Regions from separate parts of the Homo sapiens genome. Here regions 1 and 3 are each linked to region 2. A link is a loop called in an ENCODE intact Hi-C map of the cell type or tissue named here. Cell type or tissue: Caco-2. All regions are shown on one strand.

Region 1 (8,000 bases), 130 kb after region 2:
TAATAACAGAGTACGTGTAACTATATATAGAAATACTATGAAATGTGATTGTTAATTTTATTGCAATACTAGACTGTTGTGTTCATTATAGGAAAGAATGATCGAGTTTGAGGTGTAATGCTTTTAAAAATTCATTTTCCTTTTTCTATGACTATGCTTCCATTTCCCAATCTATTACTGATACTGAGAGTTTTAGCTGACTGAGGCCATTTAAAATAATATAATTTAGTCTTCCACCTTACTCTGAAACCCACACTGAAAACAAATATTTCTTAAAAAGCAATTACATTTATGTGCTTATTACCTGCCACATATATATTATAAAAGTTGATTGCTTTATGTAAGAGAAGTTAATCTGAAATCATTCTTAGCTAAATGTAATATTCTCTGTACTTGTTAAAACAAGCAAAATAAAATGGCAGGAGCAATATAGTTTAAGCATTTTTTTATTGTATGTTTGGCAAACTATGAAAATTAACATTTGGAAATTCTTTTGCTCTATTGAAACCTTGTTATTGCCTAGCCATGATAAAGGTAGAAATATGAAAATATTCTAGATTGTTACATTTTATGACTAAAGTACAAAATTATAGAAATAAATAGAAAGGTACACTTTGGGAGGCCGAGGCAGGTGGATCACAAGGTCAGGAGATCGAGACCATCCTGGCTAACACGATGAAACCCCGTCTCTACTAAAAATAAAAAAAAATAAAAAAAAATTAGCCAGGCGTGGTGGCAGGCGCCTGTAGTCCCAGCTACTCGGGAGGCTGAAGCAGGAGAATGGCGGGTGAACCCAGGAGGCGGAGCTTGCAGTGAGCTGAGATCGTGCCACTGCACTCCAGCCTGGGCGACAGAGCAAGACTCCGTCTCAAAAAAAAAAAGAAAGAAATAGAAAGGTAATAATAATAACAATATTTGTAGAGAATTTTGTAAAATATTTTTCACATCTGATATGGTTTGGCTGTGTCCTCACCCAAATCTCATCTTGAATTGTGGCTCCCATAATTCCCATGTGTTGTGGGAAGGACCCCATGGGAGGTAATTGAGTCATGAGGGGGGGTCTTTCTTGTGCTGTTCTCCTGATAGTGAATAGGTCTCACTAGATCTGATGGTTTTATAAAGAGGAGTTTCCTGCACATGCTCTCTCATTTCCCTCTTGCCTGCCACCATGTAAGACATGCCTTCCACCCGCCGCCATGATTGTGAGACCTCCCTCGTGGAACTGTGAGTCCACTAAACCTCTTTTTCTTTATAAATTACCCAGTCTTGGGTATGTCTTTATCAGCAGCATAAAAATGGACTAATACAACATATATTATTCTTATTTAATATGTAGAACAGCTTCAGGGAGTTGGTAATATTATTTTTATCCCAGAGTTGAGGGAGTAGAGTTTCAGAGAATAACATATGCACAGTAGTATCTGGTGAGGTTGAAGTTTTTTGACTTCAGCTCTGTAAAATTTCATTGCATGAAACCACCACTGTGCAGGAAAACTAATGGATTTGGATCTCAATATTGATTTTAAGGAGATTTTAGGATTTTCAAAAATAAATGTTAAGAAAGTGGGTATTTATATTTGGTTTGGTGTTTAAGGGAATTGTCAAAAGTGGAAAAGAGTCCTTTCCACCCCAGATAGTTTTTATTCTTTCCAGGTAGAAGACACAGAGCATCATCCAGATCCTCTCTTCCTTAGTGAGAGGCACACTCTGTAAAGAGTGGTGTTCAGCAGAAACTGTAGAGGCAGACCCGGAATCAAATCCCAGTTCTGCCATCTCTTCTTAGCTAAGTGGCCTTGGGTGAGTGAATTCACTTCTCTAAAACTCAGTTTCTTCATCTGAAGAATGCAGATCAGTAAAGTACCTATGTGAAAAGATTTGTTACAAACACAAAATAAAATAGTTTATGTAAGACACTCAGTAGATTGCACTAGGTATACAATGAACTATCATCTTTATGTCCCATGCCTTCAAAGACAGTAAATTGAGTATGCATGCAATATTTTAATGACTTATGCCTTAAGGATCTTAGTAAACTTAACATGCCCAAGTTTAAATTGGCATACGTGTTAAAACCTGACTTTTAAATTTTCTGAGGGTACTAATTCAAACATATTATTACATTGTTCCCATAAGTTAGCTAATTTTGACCCAGTGAATATGGTCCCTGTATGCCTGTGAAACTCTCTCCTGATACACTGACAGTAGGTGAGCCTGTGGCTGGTTTCTGCCTGAAAGGATGCATGATCCACATAGGTTGTTAGAGGCTCATGTTAAACTCTGAGCATCTGCCCATCTTGACATTCTGGCCTCCAATCTGGGGCTATTTTGAGAGAGTACTGAGCTGCTTGAAGTGTCATAAAGAGTTTCAGCAGGATTGAGGACAATAGATTAGTTTTTACCATGGTTAACTAGCTAAAACTAATTTTAGGAACTGGACATTGTTTGGAAATTATTGCAATGGGTATTTTTCACTCATTGATTTGCATAAACACATCCAAATAGTGTTTATTAATCGAAGCAATATTCATTGTTGACTCCTTGTGGATTTCTAGGTAGGCCTATCGTTTGAACCCAAAGATCCCTTATTGTTATTTCTCTAGAGACGGAGCACATATGCTTGATGACAAGGGCGAATTTTTAAGAGAACACTGAACTTCTAAGTATTTATTGATCCATCTGGACCCAGTTAATCCCGAGCCCAGTACCTGGAACTTGGGGTGGGAAGATGGTGGCATTTGGAATTTCTGGGTTGATTTGTATTGTTATCATATGGATGAAATGTCTTTTTTTTTTTCAGTTTGTGTGTTTTATATATACTTATTGTTTAGATTCAAGAACCGGCTAAACTGAAAAAGTCTTTAATGAGTTGAAATGGCATGAGAGACAGTTTGTCTTTTAGTTGCTCAGGGGTACTCTTTATTTTCTCATCCCTAGGTAGAATATGTTTTCTGAGGAATGAACATTCTTTGTATCTTTGTACATCCCACTGCACTCAATGCTTGTCAGATTTATCTGTAGTAACACCACATTTCGCATCAAATTTTAAGAGCTGGATGAAATGTAGTTAAGGATGTCAAGAGAAACTATAGCATTTAGAAAATGGCTGAAAAAATGAGGATGTTTTACTTAGAAAAGAGAACAGCATTTATGATGGTTATTCTTAAATAATTACAGTGCAGCTTTTTATATAAATCCAGACAACGAAACTAGAAACAATGAGAAGTTATCTTTGGGCCTGATGTAAGACTTTCATAATGCTGAGATTTTCTTATGAAAGAAATGGGTCCCTTTGAGGAGTGGAAGGCAGTCAGCTCTCTGTCACTGCATTGGATGACATCCTTTCATCCTTCAGCTACTGAAGTGACTTTCACTTTGGGCAGAAGATTGGATTGGTTGACTTCCCAAGATTCACTTTAACTCTAAGATGCTATGATTTCACAATCTTTAAAAACTGAGCCTAAAATATAAAATGTTTTGAGAACTTACTGTGTGACATGGACAAGTCCTGCATCCCCTCTGGGCTCTAGATGTCCAATCTGCAAAATGGAATGGCTGGGCACTAGATCAATAACATACATCCTCTGGCCTTTGAGTTGCATCGAACCTGAAATGTAGAGAAGAAAGACTGGAAGCTGCCATCATGCTTTACCTCTTGAATGTGCCCAGGTGTCGATGTTTTAGTGGTTTATTAAACAACATTTTCATTCACATTTTAAAGTTTATTAAAGTGGATGATCTAAGTTTTAAGACTTCTTTTCCCCCATAAGACACAATGATGTTATTTTCATTTGGAAGGAAAACAAACATGTGATCCGAAAAATTTTGATTTTTCTTAAATTGCTTCTTGAACCACCATTGTATTTGATGATGTTTTTAGTCCCTGCGTCTTGCATATTGTTTTTAATTCCCTCATCACTCTTAGAATAATAGATTCTAAGTCTAGAAATTTGAAATTGTTGGTCCAGTAAGCTTCTACCCCTCGATTAGTCACTGCTTTTTGGAACCCAGCATTGGCTGGAGCTGAGAAGGGGCTATCCAGGGAACAGAGACAATTTCTCTTCTAGTTGTAGGAAGGAGTACACTTCTCAGAGCACAAAGGAGAATAGAGTCAAAAGTAATGTGTACTCAAAGCCTTTTCGAAAGCACTTACCTTCTCAGCAACCAAAATCACCCCCTCCCCAAATGAATGTTCTAGGAACAACAACTTTTACTTAAAAAAAAAGATCATTTATAGTGGAGGTGGCCAAAAATGAAATACCAGATTCTAAGTTCCATGAGAACAAAGCCTTCACTACTATATTCCTAGAAAATATCACAAAGTCTGGCGATTAGTGAGAACTCATTTTGTTGAACGAGTAAATGAATGAAGGAACAAATAATTTTCCTAAACTTTCCCCTTCTGTACTTCTAATGGTGAGAGAGCCCCCTGCTGGAAGAATGAATATTACATTATGAATAGCAACATGCAGTTTACTGAAAATATTTCAATTAATCACTCTAGTTTCTAGACCAGGTCATGCCTTATTGGATAAAATCTTGTAAAAAGCTCTGTGAAGAATCACTGACTAGGAAAGGACTCAGTTGGCACTAATTGGATATATTGGAAATCAAACAACAGACTTTAAAACTGAACCTCACGCTCTGAAAATTCTGAATGATATTAAAAGCCTATAACTTACCCTGCATTTGGACATTGGTATTATAAATTATTATGGATATGTTAAATTAACGTTCCCTATTAGTTCTGTAAGTTGTTAGTAGATGACTATAGCCTGAGTACCAAATTGTGAATATGTAATATGAACAATATAAGCAACAGTAAGCATCACCTCAAATGAAACTGACAAGTTAATCTGATTTTTTTTTTTTTTTTTTTTTTTTTTGCTCTGTGGCTGAGGCTGGAGTGCAGTGGCACAATCTTGGTCAACTGCAACCTCCACCTCCCAGGTTCCAGTGATTCTCCTGCCTCAGCATCCTGAGTAGCTGGGACCACAGGCACACACCACCATGCCCAGCTAATTTTTATATTTTTAGTAGAGACAGGGTTTCACCACGTTGGCCAGGCTGGTCTTGAACTCCTGACCTCAAGTGATCCACCTGTCTAGGCGTCCCACAGTGCTGGGATTACAGGTGTGAGCCACTGTACCCTGCCAATCTGATGTTTATTGATACACACACACACACACACACACACATTCATGTGACAGAAAAATTATCTTTGTGCTGCTTAATAATTTGGTAAGTAATCAGTAGTTCATGAAAATTACTTGGTAGTATTTGTTACAGAGTTGGGACAAAATGTTAGCTTTTCTAGGAGTTCTTCAATAATGAAAATGATTTCCACTTTTCACCCATGTAGTTTAACAGATGCACACAAACACACTCAGTCTGTAACTGACTGCTCAATTTTTATAGCTCCCTCTGCACCTGTCTTCTGTCTTCCATTCCTTGTCCTCATTTCTACCTCGGGGTCTGCAGGCATCTGTATGTTTCTTACTTCTGTCCTGTTTTGGGTATCCTGGATGCTGGAGGGGCAAAAGGGAGACAGGGTCGAGGAGGTGAGAATGGACTTTCCGGAAAACCAGAACACTGCTACTACCCTTTGGAAGCAGGTTTGGGAAGGTGGTAGAAGGGTCTTAGGCAGCAGTGTACATCATGAGATAGGGGTGAGAATTCAGTAAGATGGTGTGCTGGATCCTGATGGCCTGGAGACATGGGTGTGACCAAGGAGAAGGAAGAGCTTGGAGGGAATGAATGGTAGAATGACTTTTCCTATGGAGTGGAGGAAGCAGTATTGGGTTGAAAACATCCAAAGTAGGAGTCAGACAACCAGGAGAGCTGCAGGCCCCATCACCAACTAGGAGCACTTCCTCTTGAATAAAAAAAACCCACAGGCAGAGGCCTTCAGCAAGCACTAAGTGGATACTCCAGGGCTTTTCAAACTTGACTGCATATTGAAATCACCTGAGAAGCATTAAAAAGTCTTGATGCTGCCTAGTCAGAGATTCTGACTTAATTGGTCCAGGGAGTTGGCTGGATAGTGGGCTGTTTTAAAGCTTCTCAGGTGACTCCAGGGTGCAGCCAATGCTGAGAATTGCTGGTCGGCACTCTGGGGAAACATGGAATTTTTAACTTCAGGTGAGGCATGCTATTATCTCTGGTTCTTAATGCATTCTTTTCTTGCTGTATATTATTCTTTTCCCCTTCATCACTGTGGTAGGCAGAATAATCACTCTCCCCTGAGCCCCAAAGACGTCCACTCCCTAATCCTTGGAACAAGAGAATATCTTACCTTATCTGGCAAAAGAGACTTTGCAGGTGTGATTAAATTAAGAATTTTGAGATGGGGAGGTTATTCTGGATTATCTGACTAACCTCAGGTGTAATCACAGGGTCCTTTTAAATAAAAGATGGGCTGACAAAAGCAGAAGTGAGGCGATTGCCGTCTTTGAAGATGGAAGGTGAACACGAGCCAGGGGTTGCTGGTGGCATCTAGAAGCAGGAAACGACAAAGAACGAATTTTCCTTTAGACCCTCCAAAAAGAACATAGCCCATGATTTAACACCATGATTTGCACTTGTTTTGGATCTCTGGCCTCCAGAACTGTAAGCAAATAAATTTGTGGTAATTTATTATAGCAGCAATAGAAAATTGATACCGTCACCAATCCCATTTTTATTTATTTATTTAGAGACGTAGTCCTGCTCTGTTGCCCAGGCTGGAGTGCAGTGGTGCTATCTCGGCTCACTCCAACCTCCTCCTCCCAGGTTCAAGGGATTCTCCTGACTCAGCCTCTAGAATAGCTGGGATTACAGGCATGCGCACCCATGCCCTGCTAATTTTTGTATTTTATTTTATTTTATTTCATTTCATTTATTTTTTGAGACAGAATCTCTCTCTGTTGCCCAGGCTGGAGTGCAGTGGTGTGGTCTTGGCTCACTGCAAGCTCCGCCTGGTGGGTTCACACAATTCTCTTGTCTCAGCCTCCCAAGTAGCTGGGACTACAGGCGCCTGCCACCATGCCCGGCTAACTTTTTGTATGTTTAGTAGAGAAGGGGTTTCACCGTGTTAGCTGGGACGGTCTTGATCTCCTGACCTCATGATCAGCAATTTTTGTATTTTTAGTAGATATGGGTTTCACCATGTTGGCCAGGCTGGTCTGGAATGCCTGATCTGAAGTGATCCGCCTGCCTTGGCCTCCCACAGTATTGGGATTACAGGCATGAATCACTGCGCCCAGCCTCCAATCCCAGTTTTACTACTTACCTCCTCCACCCCCGTAATCAGCCACTGTAAACGGATTATTGTATATACTGGAAATGCATGCATCCTTTAAAAATATACCTGATTTTTCTAAAGGAAATAAACTAATGTGATTATGGAGGCTTTTGCTAGGTTTCCCAGTTAGTTTCCCAAAATCTTTAACAGGAAACAAAGCGTTTCTCTTCTTAACTCTTATATTTGTCCGGAATTGGGGGGTTCTTGGTCTCACTGACTTCAAGAATGAAGCCGCGGACCCTCACGGTGAGTGTTACAGTTCTTAAAGGCGTTGGTGTCCGGAGTTTGTTCCTTCTGATGTTCGGATATGTTCGGAGTTTCTTCCTTCTTGTGGGTTCGTGGTCTTGCTGGCTTCAGGAGTGAAGCTGCAGACCTTCGCAGTGAGTGTTACAGCTCTTAAGGTGGCGCGTCTGGAGTTGTTCGTTCCTCCTGGTGGGTTCGTGGTCTCGCTGGCTTCAGGAGTGAAGCTGCAGACCATCAAGGTGAGTGTTACAGCTCATAAAGGCAGTGTGGACCCAAAGAGTGAGCAGCAGCAAAATTCATTGCAAAGAGCGAAAGAGCAAAGCTTCCATAGTGTGGAAGGGGACCCAAGCGTGTTCAGTAAAATAAGAACGAGGAAGTGTTGAGTTTATTTAATGTAACTAAAAAATTACTGTATGGGTGTGGGTATCATCAAACGCAAGCATAATTACTAATGGTGAAAAGTGCCTCAACTGAAAGT
Region 2 (8,000 bases):
CTTGATGGGGATGGCATTGAAACTATAAATTACCTTGGGCAGTATGGCCATTTTCATGATATTGATTCTTTCTACACATGAGCATGGAATGTTCTTCCATTTGTTTGTATCTTCTTTTATTTCCTTGAGCAGTGGTTTGTAGTTCTCCTTGAAGAGGTCCTTCACATCCCTTGTAAGTTGGTTTGTAGTTCTCCTTGAAGAGGTCCTTCACATCCCTTGTAAGTTGGATTCCTAGGTATTTTATTCTCTTTGAAGCAATTGTGAATGAGAGTTCACTCATGATTTGGCTCTCTGTTTGTCTGTTATTGGTGTGTAAGAATGCTTGTGATTTTTGTACATTGATTTTCTATCATGAGACTTTGCTGAAGTTGCTTATGAGCTTAAGGAGATTTTGGGCTGAGACAATGGGGTTTTCTAGATATACAATCATGTCGTCTGCAAACAGGGACAATTTGACTTCCTCTTTTCCTAGTTGAATACCCTTTATTTCCTTCTCCTGCCTAATTGCCCTGGCCAGAACTTCCAACACTATGTTGAATAGGAGTGGTGAGAGAGGGCATCCCTGTCTTGTGCCAGTTTTCAAAGGGAATGCTTCCAGTTTTTGCCCATTCAGTATGATATTGGCTGTGAGTCTGTCATAGATAGCTCTTATTATTTTGAGATACGTCCCATCAATCCCTAATTTATTGAGAGTTTTTAGCATGAAGGGTTGTTGAATTTTGTCAAAGGCCTTTTCTGCATCTATTGAGATAATCATGTGGTTTTTGTCTTTGGTTCTGTTTATATGCTGGATTACAAAAAACAGAATTTTTTAAAAATCATTTTTGATAGAGATTTTTCTTATTTTAAAGAACAGTTTTTAGATTGTTTATCTTCTCAATTGTCTCTTTGTTCTCTATTTTAATATTCTCTGTCATTTACTTTCTTCTCTCCTTCTTTTACTTGCTCTTTAATTTTTAATTTTCAATCTTTTTCTTATTTGTTTCAATCTGGATGCATGTACTTAAAGTTCTAAATTGCTCTCTAAGTACAACCTACACTGCACTCAGAAATTTTCTATTTTAATATTCTCTGTTCTTATTTACTTTCTTCTCTCATTCTTTTACTAACTCTTTGAGTTAATTTTTAATTTTCAATCTTTTTCTTATTTGCTTTGATCTTGATGAATGTACTTAAAGTTCTGAATTGCTCTCTAAGTACAACCTACACTGCACTCAGAAGTTTTTATATACAATATTTTCATTGCAGTTTATATGAAAAGATTTTATGATTTCATTATTATGTCTTCAACGTATGCCTGATTTAAGAGTACATTTTAAGTTTTCAAACATAGGAGCTGTTGTTTTTTAAGACTACCTTGGGCCTTAAAAGAAGTCTCAGCATATTTAAAAGGATTGAGATCATATAGAACATGCTCTGCAATCCAGCATAAATTGAGCAAAAAAAAAAAAAAAAAAGACAACAGAAAAAGACTCAAAATCTCTTATGTTTGGAGATCAAAAATACTCTCACAAATAATTCCTGTAGCAAAGAAAATGACAATGGAACTGGATCATAATGAACATATGACAGATCAAAACTTGTAGGATGCAGTTTAAGGACTTAAAGATAAATTATAACATTAAAATGCACATATTCTAAAATAAGGGTGAAAATCAATACACTACCTAATCACCCTTCTCAAGATGATTGGAAGCAGCAGTGGCGGCAACAAATAAGAATCTTCATTAAGATGCCTACGGGGTCGTCTTCAATGAGGGTTTGTATTTATTTCTGCTCGCTTTGCTTTCATATCTAGAGTTTTATGATTTTGCTCCTGCCTTCATCTGACCTCTCAGGCTCTTAGTCCAGGTTGAAGTCTTAGGATGGTATTTTGGGGTTCCCACTCCATGGAAATATTGGGCATGATACAAACCAGTGGCTTAATTCCTGATCATGAGGCTCTAGTTTCATCTCAGGCAGCAGATTGGTACCTTTGTTTCTTGGCCTTTTTTCATGAGCCTGGAACCCAAGTCCTCTTCTTGCCCCTGATTCCAACAGTGAAGCACAGGTCATTTTTTTTCTGTTATAGGCTGAATGTTTGTGTCCCTCCAAAATTCATATGTTGAAGCCCTAACCCCTAGTATGGCTATATTTGTAGTTAAGATTAATTGAGGTCATAATGGTGGGGCCCTTATAAAAAGAGACAGCAGAGAGCTTGTGTTCTCTCTTTCAACCCCGGCATGAGTGCATAGGAAAGGCCATGTGATGACATGGTACAGAAGGCGGCTGTGTGCAAGCCAGAGGAAGAGCCCTTACCAGACACTGACCCCTGCCAGACTTGATCTGGGACTTTCAGTCTTCATAGCTGTGAAGAGATACATGTTTAAGCTACCTATATGGTATTTTGTTACAGCAGCCCAAGGAGACTGAGACACCTTCCTTTGAGAGACGGAGCCATTTGCCACCCCTCCTGCTTTTGGGCTTCGTAGCCTGTATCTTCTGTCCTCAGCCCTGATCACTTTGCATTGCAACAGCTCCATAGAGACATTTATCTTATTTTTGAATCTATGATTTCTAGTTTTTTTCTTCTTGCATAGTTTGTCTATTGTCAGGTGAGCTAGGGGGTATATCATAGTGTGAGCATACTGTTTGAGATCCTAGTGTTTTTCAGTAAGGAAGAATCACAAGGAGACAGATGTACCATTAAATTTGCCCTAGAAATCGGTAAGTGTCAAAGGCCTGACTAAATTGCTTTTTTTTTTTTCCTTGTAGGGATAAGTATTTAGAATCAACTGGTTACTGCTTCATAGTTACTAATTCGCCTGAGGCTTCTCTACTGACCTGTGCTTTCCAGACTGTCCTTGGGGAGGGCTGTCAGCCATGTTTTCACTGGGGGATGAAACACCCCCTAGTCTACTGATACCAGCGTCTCTCCAAACTTAGCTCACTCTGGCTCTTTGTGTTTTTCCACCCATGTGACCTACACCTCCAGGCTTCACCTGGCCAAGCAAACATGGCTAAGTTGCATCTTTTCTGTGCACAGAAATGAGATGTAAGTTGGGCAACAAACCCACAGTGATATATTTGTTTGCAAACGTGTTAAAAGATGCTCCTAGACATGATATGGAACTCTTGGTTTTCTCTTGCTGCTCACTCCATGGTGACTGTTTAGCTTGGAGAGGCAAACTTATTTGCAGGCTCTATAACATTGTTGATATGGAGACTTTTCCTAACATTGCCTCTTTATATTTCTCATTGCTATAGGATTATATAGTTGCATCTGTGGGTTTCAGCGTGTGGCGTTAAAGTTTAACAAACCAAGAAGCAAATGGAACAAATGACTGCAGATGCATTTCTCGTGGCTTTAAGGGGGCTGTGTAGTAAGATTGAAATATGATGGGCTTTGAGGTGGTTCAAATCTCATTCATGTACCCATTAACTGTGTGACCTTGGACAAGGTCTGTGGGCTTAACTTTTGTGAGCACACCTATACAAAGAATACTACAATGCATATTCACAAGGTTAGTGTGAGAGTTAAATACATGGAAAGCACCCAGCCTGTGCCTGGAGGTGCTCAGAATATATTCGTTTCCTTCCCTCCTTTCTCTGATTATTCAGCTAGTTGCCAGACTCTAGCAAAGTCGCCCCACCTCACTGCACCTTGTCTTTCTAGTGTTCCGTGAAAAACATGCAAAGTCAGTGGTTTGGCGACTCAGATGTTCTTCTAACTCTGTAATGCTGGGAGTCTGTGATGCAACAGCTGCTGTTCAGGCTACTTAGGCAGTTTTTCTGGTTTGTCCATCCTCCCCGCCATGCCCATCCCTGCCATGATTAATTGCTTGGCTAAGGAGTCATGCAGCTGTTTATGACTAGGTTGATTAGGGGAAAAGTAAAGATCATTTTTAAAAGCCTTAAAGGGACAATAGAGTGGCTTAGAACCTGCCAGAATAGGGGGTGAAATTTGAAGTTGCTGAACACACCAATGGGAACAATCCCTTTTCCATCTGAGAAGGCTGACTGCGTGACTGCGTTTCTGCTCTTAGAAAATTCACTGCAAGGAAAAGGGTAAAGAGTGGATTTGCTGGCTCAGGCAATTTTAAACCCTGGAAAAGCTATAGAAAAGCTTTCCTTTGACACCATCCCACCTCCTATTTTTGTGTCGTTTCTTTCCTTCCCTTCATTCTGTCCTGTGTGGTATCCCATAGACCTGACTTCCCCATTTCTCACAAAATCTACCTCTTCTTCCCGCAGATCAAGTGCTGTCTTGGTACCTGACTGTCAGAAGGCTGACAGGGGAAAATAGGTTTGAGAAATCAATTCAGAAGCAGGCTTCTCTCTATAAGGTTATGTGCAAACTCTTCTAGGGGCCTTTGCACGCTAAAGGAATTGCTTCTTAATGTAATCATACATTTAATTGGGTTAGGTTATTCTATGCAAATTGTAAAAAGAATTAATGGTACAATGTGACTGCCTTAAGAAGCTGTATAATTTCAGGCTTCATTAATATGAACACATACCAAGGAGGAGGTGTAAATCCCAATCTGACTCCATGGGGATCAGGCTTCCTGGGGTCTTTACATGTAGTTCTGGGCTTCTCTCTTTAAGAGGCACCTAGACATAATGGGATACATTTGGTTCAGGGAAGAGTGAAGAGCAGAGGGAGGTCTACCTTCCACTCTCAAGTGGAATGCCTTTTAGGAAAGGGGAAGACCTCTTCAATAGCATGGTGCCAAGAGGAAGAAATAGGAACAATGGGTGAAAAGTACAGGGACTTTTTTTGCCCAGTATGAAGATGGCAATGTTTGAGTCAGAGCTGCCCAAAGATGCCATGGGCTGTCAGGGGGCAGCTCTCAAGGAGATTCCAGCCCATATGAGTGACCAGACCTGTTCTCCTTTCCATCTCTTCCAGCCCAGATCACCAAGGCTCTCCAAGAGTGAAACCCCAGGGATCATTCTGTGGCTGGAGATGATTCTTGGAGTGGGGAAAATTTCCTCCCAGGGATTTGCATCATATTCCCCAGGCAGGTACAAAGCTGAGCCCTGGACAGAGCTGGTATTATTCAGATGAGAAGAAATAAGTGATTTCCAGGGGCCAAGGCTTTATTTCTCACATTGACATAACATTCCAGCTGTGGGAAATAGACATTTCACTGATTTACTGTGGTGGTAGCTCTCTGCAGCTCCTGAATGCTTATGGGTATGAATCATTTTTTATTTTGTCTCTATGGACTGAATCCCTAGCAAGATAAGGAGGCATTTTGCCAAATCCAGATATGCTGTTTAGGTGATGGAATACATTTAAATTTTTTGAGGATTAAATTAATTTTTCTGACCTAGATAATCCCTCTCTTCCAAAGAAAACTATTCTGGAAGATTTATAGAAGGTATTCAAGGATATTTGGATCTTAGGCAAGTTTGACTTAATCTTACCTGTTCTAGTAGAGCTTTAGGAATTACATTTTCTATAAACTAACAAGAAATGAGAGAAAGTAGTACTTGATATACACTTTTGACTCTCTCACATCCCAGAAACTTAAAGACCAGCAGTTTTATGAGCTGTATTTTATAAGCTCTGTATATCCAATTGTGTTCCTTTCTTCTTTCTTTATATTTTAAAATTAGAATTCTTTCCTTTCAGAATCAAAATTGGTGTTCAATAAATCATTATTTACAACAATGCTATACAAAGCTTTCTAAATTGCTAATGACTCAAATAAATGATAGTACAGCAAGTATATAAAATCAAATATGTAGATAAATCACAACTTTAAAATTCCCACTTTTCTGCTGTCCCTGAGGACTGTAAATAATACTGCCATAACAAAATACCATAGGTTGCATGACTTAAACAACAGGGATTTATTTCTCAGAGTTTTGTGGGCTGGAAGTCTGAGATCAGGGTGTCAGCATGGTTGGGTTCAGGTGGAGGCCTTCTTCCTGGGTTGTAGGTGGCAATGATCTCATTGTGTCTTCACATGATGACTTCTCCTCTTTGTGTGCATACAGAGGTACAGAGAGAGAGAGAGAAGAGAGAGGGCTTTGGGCGAAGGAGTGAACACACAGTGTCTCCTCTTAGAAGGGTGCTAATCTCATCAGACCAAGGCCCTGCCCTCGTGGCATCATCTAACCCTAATTACTTTCCAAAGGCCCCATCTCCAATACCATCACTCTAGGGGTTAGGCCTACAACATAGGAATTTTGGGAGGACACAAATATTCAGTCCATAGTACTTGGCATTCAGTAGTGCTTTTAAATGGAAGTACATTTAGTAATCAAACTGATTAAACGTATTTTTAAAAGGACCTATGTATAAGACATCTTATTCAGCAGTGTTTTGTATTTCTTCTTGTAGAGACCTTTCACCTCCTTGTTTAGCCGTATTCCCAGGCACTTCATTTTCTTTGTGGCTATTGTAAGTGGGATTGTGTTCTTGATTTCACTCTCAGCCTGGATATTGCTGGTGTGTAGAAATGCTGATCTTTTAAATTGATTTTGTATCTTGAGATTTTATTAAAGTTGTTTATCAATTCGATGAGCCCTTTGGCAGTCTTTAGGATTTTCTAGGTATAGAATCATATCATGAGCAAAGATAGTTTGACTTCTTTTCCTATTTGGATGCCTTTTATTTCTTTCTCTTGCCTGATTGCTCTGGCTAGGACTTCTAGTACTATGTTGGATAGGAGTGGTGAGACTGGGCATCCTTGTCTTCTTCCAGTTCTCAAAGGGAATGGTTTGAGCTTTTGCCCATTCAGTATGATGTTGGCTGTGGGTTTGTCATAGATGGCTCTTACGATTTTGAGGTACGTTCCTTCAATGCCTTGCCTGTTGAGGTTTTTTTTTGTCATGAGGGAATGTTGCATCTTACTGAAAGCTTTGTCTGCTAAAAGAAATCAGAGATGACACAAATAAATGGAAAAAATATTCCTTGCTCATGGATTGAAAGAATCAATATCATAAGAATGGCCACATTGCCCAAAACAATTTTCAGATTCAATGCTACTCCTATCAAACTATCAATGTGATTTCTCACAGAATTAGAAAAAACTATTCTAAAATTCATATGGAACCAAAAAAGAGCCCAAATAGCCAAAGCAATCCTAAGCTAAAAAAACAAAGCCAGAGGCATCACACTACCTAACTTCAAAGAATACCCTAAAGCCACAGTACCCAAAACAGCTTTGTACTGTTACAAAAACACATAGGCCAATGGAACAGAATAGAAAACTCAGAAATAAAGCCATACCTATGACCATCTAATCTTTGACAAGGCCAGCAAAAACAAGGAATGGTCAAAGGACTCCCTTTTCAATAAATGGTGCTGGAATAACTGGCTAGCCATATGCAGAAGATTAAGGCTGGAACCCTGTCTTTCACCATATACAAAAATTAACTCAGGCCCGGCTTGGTGGCTTACACCTGTAATCCCAGCAATTTGGGAGACTGAGGTGGGAGGACTGCTTGAGCCCAGGAGTTTGAGACCATCTAGGGCAACATAGCGAGAGCCCTTTTTAAAAACAACAACAAAAACAAAGACAAAACCCTCAAAATGTAAGACTCAAATTATAGAAATCCTGGAGGACAACCTAGGAAATATTCTTCTTGACATTGGCCTTGGCAAAGAATTTTTGGCTAAGTCCCCCAATGCAATTGCAACAAAAACAAAAATACAAGTGGGACCTAATTAAAGTAAAAAGCTTCTTTCTGCACAGCAAAAGAAACCATCAACAGAGTAAACAGACAACTTACAGAATGGGAGAAAATATTCACAAACTATGCATCCAACAAAGGCCTAATATCCAGAATCTATAGGGAGCATAAACAAATCAACAAGCGAACACCAAATAATCCCATTAAAAAATGGACGAAGGACATGAACAGTTACTTCTCAAAAGAAGACATACAAGCTGTCAACAAATATATAAAAAATGCTCATCATCACTAATCATCAAAGAAATGCAAATCAAAACCACAATGAGATACCATCCCATGCTGGTCAGAATGGCTATTATTAAAAAGTC
Region 3 (8,000 bases), 51 kb after region 2:
AAGATTTTCCTGGACATCTGGAGCTTCAAAACTTGGCCAGTTTTGCTACATTTCACATGTTAAAGGCTTCCATTTACTTTCTCTTTAGGAAGTCATGCCTGATGGCATCTATTTATAGGCTATTTGACTGTTTCTTGCTCTTATGGTCTTATTCAATGGTCCTCAAACTTCAGCACGCATCAGAATCACCTAGAGGGCTTGTTACAACATAGACTGTTGGGTCCAGCCCGAGTTTGATTCAGTAGGTCTTGGCTAGCGTCCAAAAGCTTGCATTTTTATCAAGCTTCCAGGTTATGGCAATGCTGTTGGTGTAGAGACCACATTTTGAGAATCACTGATGCTACAGAAAGAGAAAAAAAAAAATCTTATGGTGGTCTGGTATACTGTGCTGCATGAAAAGTCCTATGACAGCTATTCTCTAATGGCAAACTAATTTCCCTCTAAGCTCCTTCTTTCCACCAGGTGTGTGCCTTCCATCCACATATGCTGGTCTGTTCTTCAATCATTATATAAGGGGACTCTATTCCCTTTAAAATGTATTTAACCAGATTTAAACTTTCTTTACAGACCCCAATTCTTTTTTTCAGAGTGGGTCTCGCTTTGTCGCCTAGACTGGAGTGCAGTGGCACAAACACAGCTCACTCACTGTAGCCTCAAACCTCTCAGTCTCAAGCAATCCTCCCACCTCAGCCTCCCAAGTAGCTGGGTCTACAGGCACTTGCCACCATACCCAGCTAATTGTTTTTTAATTTTTTGTAGAGACTCAGTCTCCCTCTGTTGCCCAGGTTGGTCTCGAACTCCTGGGCTCAAGTGATCTTCCTTGCCTCAGCCTCCCAAAGTGCTGGGATTACAGGCGTGAGCCACTGCGCCGGTCCTAGATTCCAATTCTTAAAATGAGAACTTAAAAAAATTTCTGTAATCACTTCCACCTAAAGCCGTACATGGTCCCCATTTATACTTCAGTCAACAATGTGAAAGTTCTAAAATACAGCTTTTGCTGTAACTTAGTATCTGCACATATATATTTTTTTTCTATCACTAAAAGTAAACTGCAATAGTCTTCTGGTGCTAACAAGATTACAACACAATCAAACTGATTTTGTATTTAATTTTGTTCAGTTTTAAGGTTCAAAGTGATCACTCATCCTGAAAATTACACTCTAAAAAAGTGCTCGTAGTTGAGTTTGGGAAATGCAGATCTCCAAGAAATGTGGAGCAACTTAGATGAGCAATGAAAGGATCAGAGGTTTAACCACGACTCCATTTTCTTCAAGCCCCCTGAAGATCCTGACGATCTGGGATGTGCTGGCTACACCCTGCTCCCCGTCAACCAGGAGCGTTACTGAAGTTACAGTAAAACAATGTCAGGAGACTGACACAAAAGCAAATCCTTTCAAAGACTGGTAAGGTTTATTTCAATTAAATCTTTATGTTTTATTTTCCCTCCACTCATTTTTTTCTAGAAGTGGGATAAGATTAACTAAATGTTTGAGTCAATCAAGCTTCTGGTATAGTTGTAGAGATGACTACAAAAGGAAGGTGATAATAACTGAGAAAAATGCTGCTGACACATTAGCTGTAGCACAATTCAAGTTTATTCCATTTGTTCTTGCAACACAAAACTTAAAACACAGTATTATTTAGCATTCGGATGTACATGAACTAGGATACTTATGAGAAACCCAACTGCGTCAAAAGTATGACATTGTGGAAAAAATGAACTCAAATATATCAAAATGCACAAAGCACTAGTCTTCCTCCATTACCGCTTAGAAAGATATGATTGTTTCTCCATTTACAAAATAGAATCAGGACAATTTAAATTTTTTATATTTTGCATGCAAAACACTGCAATTGCTTATTTATGTAGGAGGGCACTCTCACCAGCTTCTTCTATACACAATTGAGTATACAATATTGCATGGAAGAAAACAGCAGCTCAACTGAAATATTAGAAAAAAAAATCAAACAGATACATACAGATTTAAAATCCAGTACTTGGGAAAAGATATCAATGAATAAAAGGCCTACTTGTTTGCAGCTTCCACACACTGCACCTACCTACTACCTCTCTTCCATGCTTAACTGGGTTTAGAAAGGTGAGCTATGCGTAGAAGAACTACTTGGGATATTCAAGTGCTGTATTTGAACGATAAGCCTATAGATAACAGTCTGAAGCTGCAAGGGAGACTTTGTTAGTACACTACTATAAACAGGTAAACTACCTGTTTGTACTTGATATAGTGCATATGAAATGACTGATTTAATACAAAACTACAGAACATGCAAAATTTTTTCTGAGATGTTAAGTATTACTTCAGTGGAGAACAAAACTTACTTAACCTTTCGCTAATGCATGTAGTACCAGAAAGCAAACATGGTTTTAGCTTCCTTTACTCAAAATATGAACATTAAGTGTTGTGAATTTGTCTGCCAAGTGGTTCAGAAATACATTATAAATAACCTAGTTAAAAAAAGAAACTGTGAACCATCTTGGTCAGTCTATTCTATTCTATGTTTATATGTTATTTTCTCAAGCAATCGCTTCATAATTATAGGGTTTACAAAAAGGTCGAGAAAGAAAAGCGAAGGCGAAATAGCCTCTACTGCATTACAAGCAACATCAGGATAAACTGTACAAAGAATCACATGGTTTCCATACCATGAATGTAGAAAGCAGACCAGGTTTAGGAATGATAGGACAATGCACTCTCTGCAATAGCCAACTACAACAAAACACTTTGAAAGTAAAGGTGAAAATTATATAAAGGGAAAAATTCAAGCCTTTAAATAGCATTATGTCAAGAGGTGAAAACAAAGGTATCAAAACACCCTGTTGCACTACGTTGATAGTTATAGACTGATAGAGTGCCCTCCATTTTCAATGAGGATGTCTCCATATTTTAGTTCAGTGATGTAATAAAGTACTGATTACTGATTTTTAACCCAACTCTTAATAGGCTGCATTAAGACAGCAAAATTAGCCAAATACAACAAAGTATTTAAACCACTACTTTGTGATTGTTTTCTTGGATGTAGGAAAATTACAGGGTTAGGCTAGTTGTAAGTGAAAAAGCCACAGGATTAAAAAAAGGACTCATGGGGAAAAATACACACACACACCCACACACACCTATACACCCACACACCCACATGCCAACCAACCAACCAACCAGCAACTGATCAGTAAAACTTGTTATTAACCAGGGTGACTGTTCTTGATAATAGATTAACCCTGCTGTAGAATGCTATGTTGCCTTTAAAAACCAATTCAATTATTATCCACAATCTGAGTATCAGTCCCTAACCCACCCTCCCCTAAAAATTTGAGGTACATTCAATTATTGCATGACTTGGTCTTAATATTTTTAGCAAGCTTATATGGATGGCAAGTCAAAGGAATCTTAATATTTTAAATGTAAGATATAAAATTTAAGCTTATATATTTTAATTAGCTGTACTGCTCATGAAATAAATATTTGGAAATATGTGTAAATATTTTCTGCAGGTCATAAGAACACCATTTTAGGGCACTGTATTCCAAGAACAGAGAATACATTTTGAAGTTGTCACACTTTATGTAATGCATGATTTATAAAAGCAACAAAAATATATTATGCAGGTGGGTTGGCATATGTTCAGCAGAAGCCTATCAACAACTCTGGGAAACCTGGTTACAAGTGTATTTTTGAAGGGATGGGGCTAAATTTGTCCAAACAGTAAATCTCACCCCAGTGATAGCTTTGGTGCAGTAAGTAATCAGCCTCCAAGATGGGTCTGAGAGAGGCATTTCAAAGAATGTTCCTTAATTCTCAACACATAACCAAGGTCAATCCATTCAAACAGCAAATAAAGAAAATCCATAGGTACTAAGATAACTGTTCTCTCTTCATATGATACTAACAGGCTTATGGCTATGATTCTATTTTTAAATCCCCTTTTACTACCAGCAGGAGTTTGAAAGTGTTTCAATGCTATATAAATGTATGAATCTAGAGGAGAAAAAAATATGCATACTGGAATGGTTTCTCCTTTAGACTTCCAAAACTTAAGATTTTATAAATAAAACTAGTCAGTTTTATCTAAAGAGACATGAAATCCATGTGAAAGGGGAGAGAAAATCCAAAGTTCAGTCATCCAGCAATTTAGGAGTGTGCCCCTCCTCACCTTAACTAAGCTTTCACATAAAGCTTAAAGTCACCGAGGAAAGATTTGGTCACCAACCTTATAGGCAGCGCTCTTAACTATGCCAGGAAATCCCCAGTAGAGTGCATTCTTAAGGCAGAAGGCTAGAGCTAATTGCTTATCTCAGCACCCTAAGTTTACATCACAGCAGCCACTACTGCTCAGACAGTTAGGGCTACCAAATATGTAGAGTTGGCCTTTGTAGAATCAGACCTTCAACACAATCTAATAAATTAGCTAGGGAGCTGAAAAGGTCAAATGTTACTGGTGTATTTTGTCTTTGCTCTCCCTTGGGTATAAGGTGTATATTTTATTAGAAAGGGAAGAGGCTTACTTGATCAGGAATCCCAGTAAAAGCCTGATCATGGTTCCTTTTGCCCCTCCTCCAAAACAATTTTTTTTTTCTGGTAGTCGGATTTGTTATGAATTTCTCTCTCCCCTCACCCCTCTTAAAGTATTTAGCTGAAGAAGCTGGCAGATAGAGAGTGACAGACAGACAGGCAGCAGTGTGAGGCCACAGGAGAGTCATTCTTCCGGAGTTATCAGTCCATCCATCCATCACTGGAGAAGAGCTTTGATTGCCTGGTTGTCAGTGGCTTCAAAGGCGGTCAGTCCATCTGGGCCTTTCACAGTCTTATCAGCACCCTGGAAAAGAGAGGAAAGGGCTCATTAAATGAGCCCACAACTGGGGGAAGGGAATGTAAGACTAGCTCACATGGCACAGGTTAATGTTTACATCAAGAATTAAAAATTCCTTTACTAGTGGAGTCTATTCTACTGCAGAAAAACAAACAAGTTGGCAACATTATGGATTAATTATAAAAATGCCACATTATTTTTCAGGCACTAAGAATTGTAACCCAGGCAATCACTGGCTTTTATTTATACTATCATGGATGAGATGATTAGGAAGAGCACGTTGAGCAAGTTAGATATATTTATCTAATTAGGCTTTAAAAATAATATCCCTATGTGCAGTATGAAACGGGGAAAAAGTAAATCACTTTGCTAAAGTATTCCTGTGACAAATTATTTTTTTCTTATTTGAAACACTTTTTGTAGAGTGCATTCAGTATTATATACATCAAGAACAAATACTGTATTCGTCATTTTACTTGTAAAAACTTCGCAGTAAATGCCTGAGATGCGGACTATAAGAAGGTTCCCTGCGATATTGTAGGGAAATATTCAGTGCAGACACCAGACTGCTCTGAACGCTTAACTTGGAGAGTGCTGCCTTGGAACATTTTATCTGCAACGCGGCATTCTGGTTTTGAGAGTGTGTATGTGCCCTTTTGTGCCTGTATGTTGTTTCATCTGTCTACCCTTTCTGGATGAAAGCTCCATGGGAGCAGTAATTCACCACTGTACTCCAGCACTTGGAAAAGTGCCTAGGTGCATGGTAGGTTAATCTGCTCCCAAACCAGGTCTGATTCTTAACTCCCAGAGACAACATCCTACCATCTGAGGGTTCTGTTTACCAGCTCTAGCTCCAGCCAGTATTTATTCACCACACATTCTCTAGAGTCCTGACCCACTCCCCTTGCCAAATCTCACACATTCTTCTGCTTGTTCCTGACACCTACAGAATTGTTTAAACTTGGCACATATGGTCCTTTAGAGGCTAACGCTGGTCAGCTTTACCAGTCTCTTCTCCAGTTAACCGCTCCATGCTCTAATCCTACAGAATTTCTCACCAGTTCCTGCTGTGTTTCATGCCTTTATCCATGCGGGCTCTAGATGGGATGCCTTATCCTCTTCTCTGGCAAATCCACCCATTCACTCAACAAATATTTACTGAATGTTTAATATGCGCATACTGTGTAAAGGACTGGAGAATCAAAGAAAAATAAGACAAGAGTCTGCCAGTCTGGCTGGTATGAGAGTCAGACAACTCAGCCAACACAACACTATGGGAAGAGAACAGTAACAGGGATGAGTGGCCCATAATCAGAACAGGATGTGGCAGGAGGGCGTTTTAAGGGAGAAAGTCTTCCGGGATGAGGTAAAATGCCTGAGCTGAGTCTTGACAAGGAAGTACAGGCTGATTAGGTAAACCAGGGAGGAGATGACATTTTAGGAAGTGTTAAATGATCACAAAGTCCTCCTCAGTATTATTATAAAAGTCTCTATTTCCTCATTTTCTAAATGAATTTAACTGCTTCATGGAAGACATGGAATTCAGGGTCAAGTGGGAGAGACGTCAGTGCGTGAGAACTTCAGTGCTGTGAGTCCCGCCACAATGGTTAAGGGATAACTGTATTCAAAAAAGTTATTTCTTATTCATTTTGATGGCTACTTTTATGACTAGCATTATCAACTATAATTCTGCATTAACAGTTACATATTATAGTGAACTTCTGTTGCTTTTTAGCTCTCAGAGTTTATTTCCCTCCATTTGATGGCAGCACCCTAATTTCATCTTGGGGAATCATTTGTCCCCTCTTGCTTTTTAAAATTTTAATTCTTAATTATTATGGGTACATAACAGTTATATATATAGATGGGGTATGTGATGTTTTGATACAGGCATACAATATGTAATGATCAAATCAGGGCCCTTATCATTTCTTTGTGTTAGAACATTCTAATTCTGCTCTTTTACTTATTTTAAATTACACAGTAAATTGTTAACAAATGTGAACAGTAAGTTGTTCACAACAGTTAACAATTTACTGTAGCCCTGTTGTGCTACCAAATACTAGATCATATTCATTGTAACTGTATTTCTGTTCCCCTTAACCATTCCCAGGGTCCTCTATAGTCCTGGGATTATAAAACCGAGATGCTTATTTTCCTCACCAAATTTCAAAGATTTGAAAGCGGAATACTCTCTCCTAGATTTTGAATCCTGATTGAAGAGATCAAAAGAGAATATAAGAAGTTAGAACTCATTTCTGGGGCACCACCTCGATGAAAAAGCTGACAAGTTCCTGCTACCCAGAGCCCTGCAGTTGCCACAGCTCAATCTCTTCTCAACCTGGTGCCCAGCTTTTCCTGTTGATTCTGCAACTAGGCCAGTCATCTTTTCAAAAATTCCTTTTCTGCTTGTTGACTATCTCTGCTATTTGCAACCAGAAGTATTTAGATAAAATATTTTTAAAATGTATATGTCACCTTTTTCCTAATTATGATGCAAACTTATCGCAGAAAACTCGTAATTCTATACATTAGATACAACTAATGTTAACATCTTAGTGTTTCCTTCTACTCTTCTATTCTAAATATATATACATATATACTTCTTTAAAAATAGTTGAGTAATTAGAAGTAGAGTGACTATATTTATATCAGACAAAAGAAGCCTTAAGATAAAAAAAATTACTAGAGACAAAGAGGGACATTTCATAATGATAAAAGGTTCACAATTCAAACATGTAATTTAAAAATTTCATTTGTAATACCATCAAAAGGGATACAATACTGAAGAATAAATTTAGGGCCAGGCGCAGTGGCTCACAGCTGTAATCCCAGCACTCTGGGAGGCCTAGGCAGGTGGATCACCTGAGGCCAGGAGTTAGAGACCAGCCCGGCCAACATGGCAAAACCCCATCTCTACTAAAAACATAAAAATTAGCCTCATGTGATGGCACACGCCTGTAATCCTAGCTACTTCGGAGGCTAAGGCATGAGAATCACTTGAACCCAGGAGGCGGAGGTTGCAGTGAGCTGAGATGAGATCGTGATGCTGCACTCCAGCTTGGGCAACTGAGCAAGACTCACTCAGCCTCAAAAAAAAAAAAAAAAAAAAAAAAGATGAACCAGTTTTGAAGTAACTGAAGAATTTAAGTATATTTGGCCCTATCCCTTCCTTG

What was found. A loop is a pair of places that touch in the nucleus more often than their neighbours do. Peaks named below come from ENCODE experiments on the same cell type or tissue, not always from the same donor. Only the 100,000 strongest peaks of a DNase experiment are listed, where the experiment ranks them.
Region 1: a loop joins it to region 2, with 3 times the contacts of the local background. A loop is called at or near these places in 3 of 110 quality-filtered maps.
Region 3: it touches region 2 in a loop (4-fold over the local background); 4 of 110 quality-filtered maps call a loop at or near these places.

Annotation. Positions count from the first base shown.
Region 1 is chr7:136,005,247-136,013,246 of GRCh38, forward strand. It overlaps a transcript of LOC105375523 not described here. Among named protein-coding and RNA genes, the nearest start is that of MTPN, 32 kb to the left of the region's middle. In Caco-2, a CTCF peak has its summit at 4,418 (motif pointing left); no DNase peak of the experiment used is centred here; H3K27me3 peaks cover 115 bases.
Region 2 is chr7:135,874,270-135,882,269 of GRCh38, forward strand. No RefSeq gene overlaps it. Among named protein-coding and RNA genes, the nearest start is that of MTPN, 99 kb to the right of the region's middle. RefSeq lists a silencer at 3,716-3,765. In Caco-2, no CTCF peak of the experiment used is centred here; a DNase peak (open chromatin) is centred at 3,762.
Region 3 is chr7:135,925,183-135,933,182 of GRCh38, forward strand. MTPN (myotrophin) reads right to left here. Exons shown (of 4, transcript NM_145808.4): 4 at 1,578-4,830. The coding sequence ends at 4,744. Among named protein-coding and RNA genes, the nearest start is that of MTPN, 48 kb to the right of the region's middle. In Caco-2, no CTCF peak of the experiment used is centred here; DNase peaks (open chromatin) are centred at 4,319 and 4,769.